Regions from separate parts of the Homo sapiens genome. Here region 2 is linked to region 1. Evidence: read pairs that join two places in POLR2A ChIA-PET (ENCODE). Cell type or tissue: PC-9. All regions are shown on one strand. Links, peaks and the distances in the headings refer to the core of each region. The heading gives the core; the rest is flanking DNA. Region 1 has its middle 26 kb from the start of NABP1. Region 2 has its middle 110 kb from the start of NABP1.

Region 1 (4,397 bases), core at 299-4,298:
TGAGGATTAAATGGGGTAATGCATTTAAAGCTCTTACTTACTACTGATAGGTGATAAGTACTCCATAATGGTAATAATAACAATAATAATTGTTGGGTTTTTTTGAATGTTCTTTATTCTCCAATCTTACCTTGTATGCCAAATATTTTGCTATATACTATATACATATATATTTTACTATATATATATTTTACTATATATATATATATAGTTATTAAATACTTCCTATATTTGAAGGTAGTAATTGAACCCGTCAGTTGTCTTCTGCTGAGCATTAAAGAACTAAAATTCTCCTTTGAAAACTTTAGAGTTATCTAATTTTATCCCTGGACAATTGGTCTGAGGTTATTTAACATAGTAGTGGACATCCCTATACACTCAAAAGACTAAGAAATAGGCTGTATTACAGCATTTAAAAAATAACAAAGACCATGAATCATGAAAAGAAAGGCTGATGATAGTATATTCAAATTTTTCTGAATTTAAAGAAGACTTCATCCAAGATATATTTTTTTAAACCAACTCTAAAAGGGAAAATCAGCAATTACTCAAGTCCTGAGAATACAGTAGTGAGAAATAATACATGTATTCCTTGCTTTCATATTGCTTATAGTGTGGTGGGAGAGGCAGATATTAATCAAATAGACATAAAAAGAGGGCCTAATTAATAAGTGAGACAAATGCTATAAAGAAATGAAGCATGTTTCTGTATGTGTAAATTCAAAAGAAGAATGACCTCACTAGGTTTCCCTGAGGAAGTGACACTGAACAGAAACCTAAGGATTGACTAAGCAATAACCAGGGCCAATGAACAGGGCAGTTAGACATTGGGAGCAGCTGTAGAAGAGAGCTGTTCTGCCTGAAGGGGCTTTTAGGGGGAAAGAGTTTCAGACAAAAAGAGGATCAGAAAGAAAGGCAGCCCGACTAGGGAGCTGACACCAGGGGAGGAGAACCACTAGATAAAACCAGAGAAGGAATAAGGCCAATCCCTGCAGGCTTTTACAGGCCTTGCTAATGATTGTCACTCTTATTCATAGGAAACTTAGAGATTTTAGGCAGGTTGTGTAGAATATGATCTGGCTTGTATTTTGCAAAGGTGTCTATGACTGCAGTTTGGGGAATGGGCCAGTGAGTTGCTGAAAGAGATCAGTTAGGAGGCAATGGTAAAAGTCTAGGAGAGACGTGCTAGTAACTTGGACTAGGATCTTCATAGTAGAGATGAAAAGAAGTAAACGTGTCATAAACATTCATGACAGAACTTAGTGATGGGTAGATAAAGAGGCTGAAGAAGAAGGTGTTAGAATGACTCCTACATTTCTGATATGAGTAATTAAAAGGATAGTGACCATCTTATTACATGGTAATAAGAGAACACTGTAGCATCCAGAGTTTGAATGCAAGATTAACAATTTTACTTTGGACATTTTGAGTTTCATATAATTAGAAGATTTCTGGTAAGCACAGAATCAAAACAAAAAAAAAAATGATGGAGGTCTTGATGGATGTTTCAACCAAACTGTGGTCAACATATTTCTTTAGTGACTGCATTTGTGTTTGTTAGTTTTAGTACCTGTCTTTCTAGAAGAGTTAGAATAAACATTGCCAACTTTCTTATAACATAGAGAGTAATAATAGCGCAGGATCTGGGATGTTAGACTGAACACATACATTCGAATCTCTTTCCTTCTGAACCCAGTTGAGAGAACAATGAAATAATTGTTAACAAAACATAAATGCACAAGGACAAAGGGAATGAGATAGGAGACAACAGCAATAAAACTTTAGAAACTGGGAAGCAGACAGACAAGTAGTAACTGAATTAAGACAACCAAAAAAGCTGAATCTTCAGCTTGACGATAACCAACCCAGCTTACATTATAGAACCCCCCAAATTGGATCACATAGCTGGGTGTGGTGTTGCATGCTTGTAGTCCCAACTTCTTAGGCGGCTGAGGTGGAAAGATCACTTGAGCTTAGGAGTTCAAGGCTGCAGTGCTTTTGATCACACCTATGTAGAGCCACTGCATTTCAGCCTGGGCAACATAGAGAGACCTGTTTTTTTTTTTGTTTTGTCTTTTTCTTTTTTTTTTTTTTTTAAAAAAAGAAGCACAGATATCTTAGGAACTAGGAATGAGGGTGGTGCTTAAACATGGGATTTGGTGAGACCTCTTTGTAAGAAGCTGATGGATACCGAATTCCCCATTCCTATTCTTTTCAGGTGGGAGACTGCCTCTTCTTTTGGTGCCAAGAACAAATACAGGGACTCTGGACTGGGGTTACCAGGAAAGGATGTAGGCTACAATATTGCAGGCTGGGGATTAAGTATGTATTTATAAGTTGTATACTGAAACTTCCTCAATCTTTTTCCTTCACTTAGCTCCCAGAACACCGTTAGCCAGGCTTATGTTTTCTTAGCAGAAGGCTGGAAATATTGTCTGGGCAATCTTATCAACCTGAAAGAAAAGACACTGACAGTGGCCCAGTATGTTGGCCTATGTCACATCATCCTGTAGCAAACCCAATGGAGAGTCCCCTCATGCATACAAAACATCCTCTTTTCAATGCTTCATTCTTAAAATAAAACTAGACAGCTAGGAATCACTAGATATTTGAGGAAATCCTATTAACAAAAGATAGAGACCAAACCAAACCAAACAAACAGAAGAAAACAACTTGAAGGAAACAAGCTCTGCCAACAGAACAATAAGAAAATATATAAAATAACAGGATTATCTATAAAAGGAATATTCAGTGAGCTCAAAAGAAACCTAAATGTTAAAAATATGACATTAAAAATAAGACGTTTAATGTAAGAGATAAAAGATAAAGAAATCTCCTAGGAAGTAGAACAAAAAGGCTAATAAGGATAATTGAGGAGAAAGGCTGTATGAAAATTAGAGGATCAGTCCTGATGATCCAACATGTAATAATAGTATTACTAAAAGAAGAGAACAGAGGGTAGGAAATTATCAAAAATTTGTAACATTGAAATCTTACAATCTCAGTTTTCAGGTTGAAGGGCTCACCAACTACCAGAATGATGGGGAGAAATTTATGTTCACCTGAGAGTATCATCATAAAACTGTCATTGATATATCCTCAATACCTAGAATAGTGCCTGGCACATAGTAGTCACTGTGTAAATTTGTACTAAAGAATTTAAACATTCAGCACAAGAGGGACAAAAAGATGAGACTACAAACTTCCAGAATAAAACAGGTTTAATATATAAAATGAAGAATCAGAGTGTCATCTGTCTTCTCAATAGCAACACCTAAATCTAAAAGAGCAGTGCTTTCAAAATTCACAGGAAGAGACTTCTACACCTTGAAAGAGTATTGTGTAGACTGAAGATATTTTCAAATTTATAAGGTGTCTTAGTCCATTTTCTATTGCTATGAGTAAATACTATAGACTGAGTAATTTATAAAAAATAAAGTTTTATTTAGCTCATGATTCTGGAGGCTGGGAAATACAAAAGCACAGCACTCGTATCTGGTGAGGGCCTTCTTGCTGCATCACAGCATGACAAGAACATCACATAGCAGTAGGGCAAAAGCATGTCAGCTCAGGTCTCTCTTCCTCTTTTTATAAAGCCACCACTCCCATCATGGGGGCTCCATCCTGATGACCTTATCTAACCCTAATTACCACCCAAAGGCCCCACCTCCAAATACCATCAGCATATAAATTTGAAGATTAGGTTTCCAACATGTGAATTTGAGGGACACAGTCAAATCATAGCATAAAGCCTCAAAACATTTATTTCCTTTGCACTCTTTTTCGAGAAGCTACTGAGTTATGTTCTTCACTAGGAAACAAGCCGAGAAAGAGGAAGACATAGGAATCAGGAAACAAGATCCAAGACTAGAAATGACCAGGAGAGTCCCCAGGAGTATGACGAAGGCAGCCTCCATCAGCTGGGCGGGGTGGGGGAGAAAGTAGTTGCCTCTAGGGCATGAAAAATGGAAGATAGGAACTAGGGATGGTTGTTTTCCAAGCAAACCTTGTAGAAAAATATTTGATTTTTAATGCTGAAGAGCATCTTATCCAGATAGAAGCAAGTCAGATTTCCTTGAGAAGATGAAGTTGTTAAGTCCTAATGCATTTGAATATATTAAAAGGAGATTTCTACAATTGAGGTGGAGTTTGAATTAGTAATAAATACAAAGAAAACTAAGTGAAAAGCAATAAGATAACTAAGACAATACTTCCAAAAAGTAAGACAAAAGTGGATCCCCTAGGCCGGGCGCGGTGGCTCATGCCTATAATCCCAGCACTTTGGGAGGCTGGGGTGGGTGGACCAGCCTGGCCAACATAGTGAAACCCTATCTCTACTAAAAATACAAAAGATTAGTTGGGTGTGGTGGCGGGTGCCTGTAATCCCAGCTACTCAG
Region 2 (4,397 bases), core at 274-4,273, 87 kb before region 1:
TGTGGCTTAGTGTACCCTGTAGTCATAAAGTTCATATCCATTGAAAACATCAGGACTAAAATAGGTGTTTCATGTTAAGACCTGGACTTGGCTCTTCCCAGCCAAAAGCAGGTGGTCTTTGTACCATTCATCGCTTGCCATTTGCAAAACTTTGTAAGGTACATTTGGGGATAGTGGGGGTGGGAGGCAGGTGGCGGTATATGCAACATTTATCAAACCTCCAGAGTATTAAGAGGAAAGGTGGTTTCAGAAAAAGAAATCCTTTACATTTCTTCCCCATTTTGACAAAATCCAAACTAAAGCTTCAGTTATGTAGACCCTCTCAGATCTGATATCTTTTCAGGATATAAATAGTACATGTAAGAAAGGAAGTAGGGTAATTATTATAAAATTAGAGAAATATATTTAGTCAGTCAAAATCCTGAGCTGCTTTGCCATTTAAAATTGTGTGTAAAGTTTAGAACTCTCGTTGATCGGACTGTATCATAAAACTGAAAGTGTGGAGAACAAAGACCTCAGAATTCTTGCTCGGCTTTAGAGGATCATGTTCAGGGAGAGGACTCTAATTGAAATGAGGAGTAGATACCAATGGATATTTTACTGTCTATAATGTCAATTGTACAGTTTTGAACTCCATTGTGGGGAATGTCAATGGTCCCTCACTCGTCCAGGGTAACCAAGAGATGAAGAGTTGAGGGGAAGCACTGTGGTGCGGCTTATTGTGGCTGTTTAGTGGTGGTATTTCCTGGAAGGCAAGTTAATGGTGAAATGGAAGGCCCTTTCCTTTTATGTCCCTTTTGGTCTGATATTTTCCATTGTTGACTGCAGGTTGAAATAGCTCAAAATAAAAACCAGAAAATAAAAGCTGCAAGTAAAAACTTCATTTTGCCTATGCCAAATAAAATAGAAAAACTGGACTTCTGGCTTTTCAACATCGATTGCTGTGGGTACTATGGAAGATTCTTCGAATCAGGCACTTCTGGAGAAATTCATGATATGTAATCAAGAAATAACCATAGCCTAGAAGCTGATTTTTTAAGGCGAGCTTCCGTGTTCGTGTTTTCTTCTCCCCTCCTGTTTTGGAGGATTAGATGTAAATGCTCCTTTGTAAAGTTACCCCATCACCTGTTCTCTTTAGCCCATCCTCATGTTTCCCACTGACTTTTATCTCTGGCTTCTCTTTGTCCATGGGAGCTTTTTTCTCTGCCCATAAACATACTCAAATCTACTTTTTTCTTTAAAAGCAACCATCCATCCAGCCCAGAAAACCTTCCCTCAATCTCCAACTCTTTTACTGCCTCTCCTTATCTTGCTTGAAGTCTAAATTCACAGAAGTCTAGTCTGACTTTTTTTCCTATGGCTTCACCTTTCACTCTCTCCCAAGTCATTTCCAAACCAGCTTGCATAGTCACCTCTCTACTAAAGGTAAAAAATGACCTCAGATATCCCATTTACATTCTTTCTGAGTTCTGAGGCATTGACATGTGAATCTCTTCCTCTTTCTTGGAATTCTCATTCCTGGGTTTTGCTTTTTCTTAGTCCTTCTTGCTGGCCCAATCTTCTTTGGACTGTCCTTGGAATCTGGTGTTTTCCAGGTTCTGCCCTCTCTCTCTTCTCTGGCTTTCAGATAATAGCGTGGCATTTATTCATTTCTGGTACTATGCTAAAACCAGAGACACAAGGATGACTAAACATCACCACCTATTAGGAATCTTTGGACACATTAACATTCCAGAGCCTCAATTTTCTCATATAAAAATGGGTCATAAATACTTCAGGTCCAGACCTACATTTGCAATTCCTCATGGTGCAGCCCTGGTTACGAGCCTAACGTGACCAAAAACAAATGCTCAATATCCCCCTTGCACAATCTTTTCCTCTCTCAATAATTCCTCCCATGGCTAATGGCAGTAACATTTCTCTAGTCTAGACACAAGCTAGAAACCTGGGAATCATCCTTTGTTTCCCTTTCCCTCAACCTCTACATCCAATAAATCTCCAAGCCTACCACTTGTCTATCAGAAATATTGCTTTAAAACCTGCCACTTCATTGCCCCACCCAGACCTCATCATTTCTCCCCTGGCCAATACTACCGTAGCCTTTGTTCTCCTTTCCTTCTTCTAGGTTCTACACCGACTCCAAAATTCATTCTCCACAATGCTGCCAGAGTGACTGTTTAAAAGTAATACTTTGATCACATCTTATCTGCTCTAAAAGACTTCAGTGGTTCCTGCTGTCTATAGGATAAAGTTCAAGCATTTGTAAAACACTTCCTGTTTTGTCCACAACCTCCTTGTATGGTCTCACACTGAGTCCTCCTTCCTTTACCCAGTCACCTCTTATTTTAGCCACAAGGGTTACTGCACTTTCGCCAAGAGGAGTGAGGTCCCTGTGCTACGGTTTATGTTGTTCCTTCTGTTTGCAGCACTTTTCTCCTATTCCCCCACATGGGGACATCCTCCTGGATTTCAAAACATGTTCCAAAGTCCTCTTCTTCCCCGAGGCCTTCTTTGAGCCTTCTCTGGAGGAATAAGTCCTTCTCTATTCTTTCTGTGCTCACACAACTTTGCTTCCCTGTTCTCTTTGCCACCTTATCAGATCGCATTCATAGATGTGAGGGTTATCTTATCTGCTTATTGAGCAAGGACTGCACCTCAGGCTTTTGACCATCCCAGGAGCTTATCATGGTTCCATGGCCAGAACTCAACAAATATGTGTAGCAAGAAGCGAGTAATAAAAAAAAAAAAAAAAAGAAGAGTGCAGAATGCCAGCAGGTCCAGGGTTATATGGCAAAGCCAGCCTTGTGTTGGTCTGAACACTAAAGCAATGTTTCTTTTTGTTACCAGCAGATCCCAGAATATTCACCACTTCAATCCTATATCCTGTGACCCTCAACCTAGAGTCAAAGGAGCAAAGCCATGAAGAGAACCATTTTGTCCACATGGGGGCAGCACAGGCACTTCCACAATCGTATCCGAGGTCCCCAGGTTTCTCACCTCAAGGGTCCATTTATAGCCAGACCCAACTTTTCCTTGCCTGAGGTCCAAACTCAAGAGGCTTCACGTCTCCTCCGCCACCTTCTTCTGGGCTATAGAAGGCATTAATTTTAAGGTGATTTTAAAAAACCATTTATGGAGGTTCATCATAAATTGCTTGCCCCCAGGCGCTGGAGTAAGTTTCAATCATTCACCGTGTTCCTGAATAATGAAGAAGCTTCTCCACCGAAACAACGCTATCATACACCCAGACGGGCAACGCCTTTTTCTGTGGGTCCCTAGAAGTGTTTGTTGAGCTCTAAGGGGAGTCAGATCCAGATCTCATGCTCCCTGGAGTTTATGCTGGTTGGAGTGGGTGATTACTCCCAGGCCCAGGGGTAGCACCAGCATACCTAGCATCCACAGTCATATTAACTTTTCCACAAGGATTTTCTTTCTACTGCATTCCTACTTTTAAGAGCAGGCAGCCACAGCTGTGACAGTTTGCCATTCCTCTCCACTTGTTTCCAATAATGCCTCTTTAGTTACTTTGTGAAAAGATTCTCGACTGAGATTTTTCTTGCTTTCTATCTTCTAAAGTGTTTATTACTAGAAGATTCAACTTTCAGATTCTCTGAAGAAAATTCTTTCCTAGGAAAGGTAAGAGGTAGAAGAGGTAGCTAAAATTAGTTTCTTTTTTGGCTCTGCAAAAGCAATTGCAGCAATGGCAATAGTTGGCTGCAATAACTTAACAAATGGCTTCAGAAATGAGCTCTTCACTGGAATTTGAAAGAGCTCTCAGTGAATCCTGTTTTATAATTACTGCCTGATTCTAATGGGACACTCTAAAGCTTGAGTGTCTCCCAGTTTCATTCCTCAGGTGAGCCCTCTGGTTAACTTTGTCCAATTTGACACATCGGCACTGAACTCTCACCCGCAGTTTATGGGCTGATGACTGTTTAATTACACCTGCCAGCCTTCAGCAATCTCAATGATTAAGAATTGCAATACTGTGTCCTATTAATCTGCCTGGATTCCTTTCCATCTAAGGAAGTCAAAGAGTTTTTTGTTAATTTTTGATATACTTAGTGGAACTTGATAGAGAGCGTCAGAAGAAAATAGAGTTAAGAGGATGGTAATTGACCTCGCCAGGATCATTCTAAGTCAGCAGCAATTGGGGTAAGAATTTGGAGATTTGGGCAGCCTTTTTTGTTTAGTTAAAATTAGCTTTGGCCATAAAATCTAAAGCACACTATCATTATACAGGTTCGACTTGTCTTTGCTGTGTGTCTGCATATATTCATGAAATACTTCACCTCCACAGTTAGCACTTTCCATCTCTAAAATGCGGAGAGCAGGTCGGGCACGGTGGCTCATTCCTGTAATCCCAGCACTTTGGGAGGCCAAAGCAGGCGGATCAC

Evidence for each region. Peaks named below come from ENCODE experiments on the same cell type or tissue, not always from the same donor. Only the 100,000 strongest peaks of a DNase experiment are listed, where the experiment ranks them.
Region 2: POLR2A ChIA-PET joins it to region 1 with 16 read pairs; 2 of 35 experiments call an interaction of 5 or more read pairs at or near these places.

Annotation. Positions count from the first base shown.
Region 1 is chr2:191,650,307-191,654,703 of GRCh38, forward strand. No RefSeq gene overlaps it. Among named protein-coding and RNA genes, the nearest start is that of NABP1, 26 kb to the right of the region's middle. In PC-9, for the core only: no CTCF peak of the experiment used is centred there; no DNase peak of the experiment used is centred there.
Region 2 is chr2:191,563,507-191,567,903 of GRCh38, forward strand. No RefSeq gene overlaps it. Among named protein-coding and RNA genes, the nearest start is that of NABP1, 110 kb to the right of the region's middle. RefSeq lists an enhancer at 498-1,697. In PC-9, for the core only: a CTCF peak has its summit at 2,982 (motif pointing right); DNase peaks (open chromatin) are centred at 2,275 and 2,935; H3K27ac peaks cover 2,213 bases.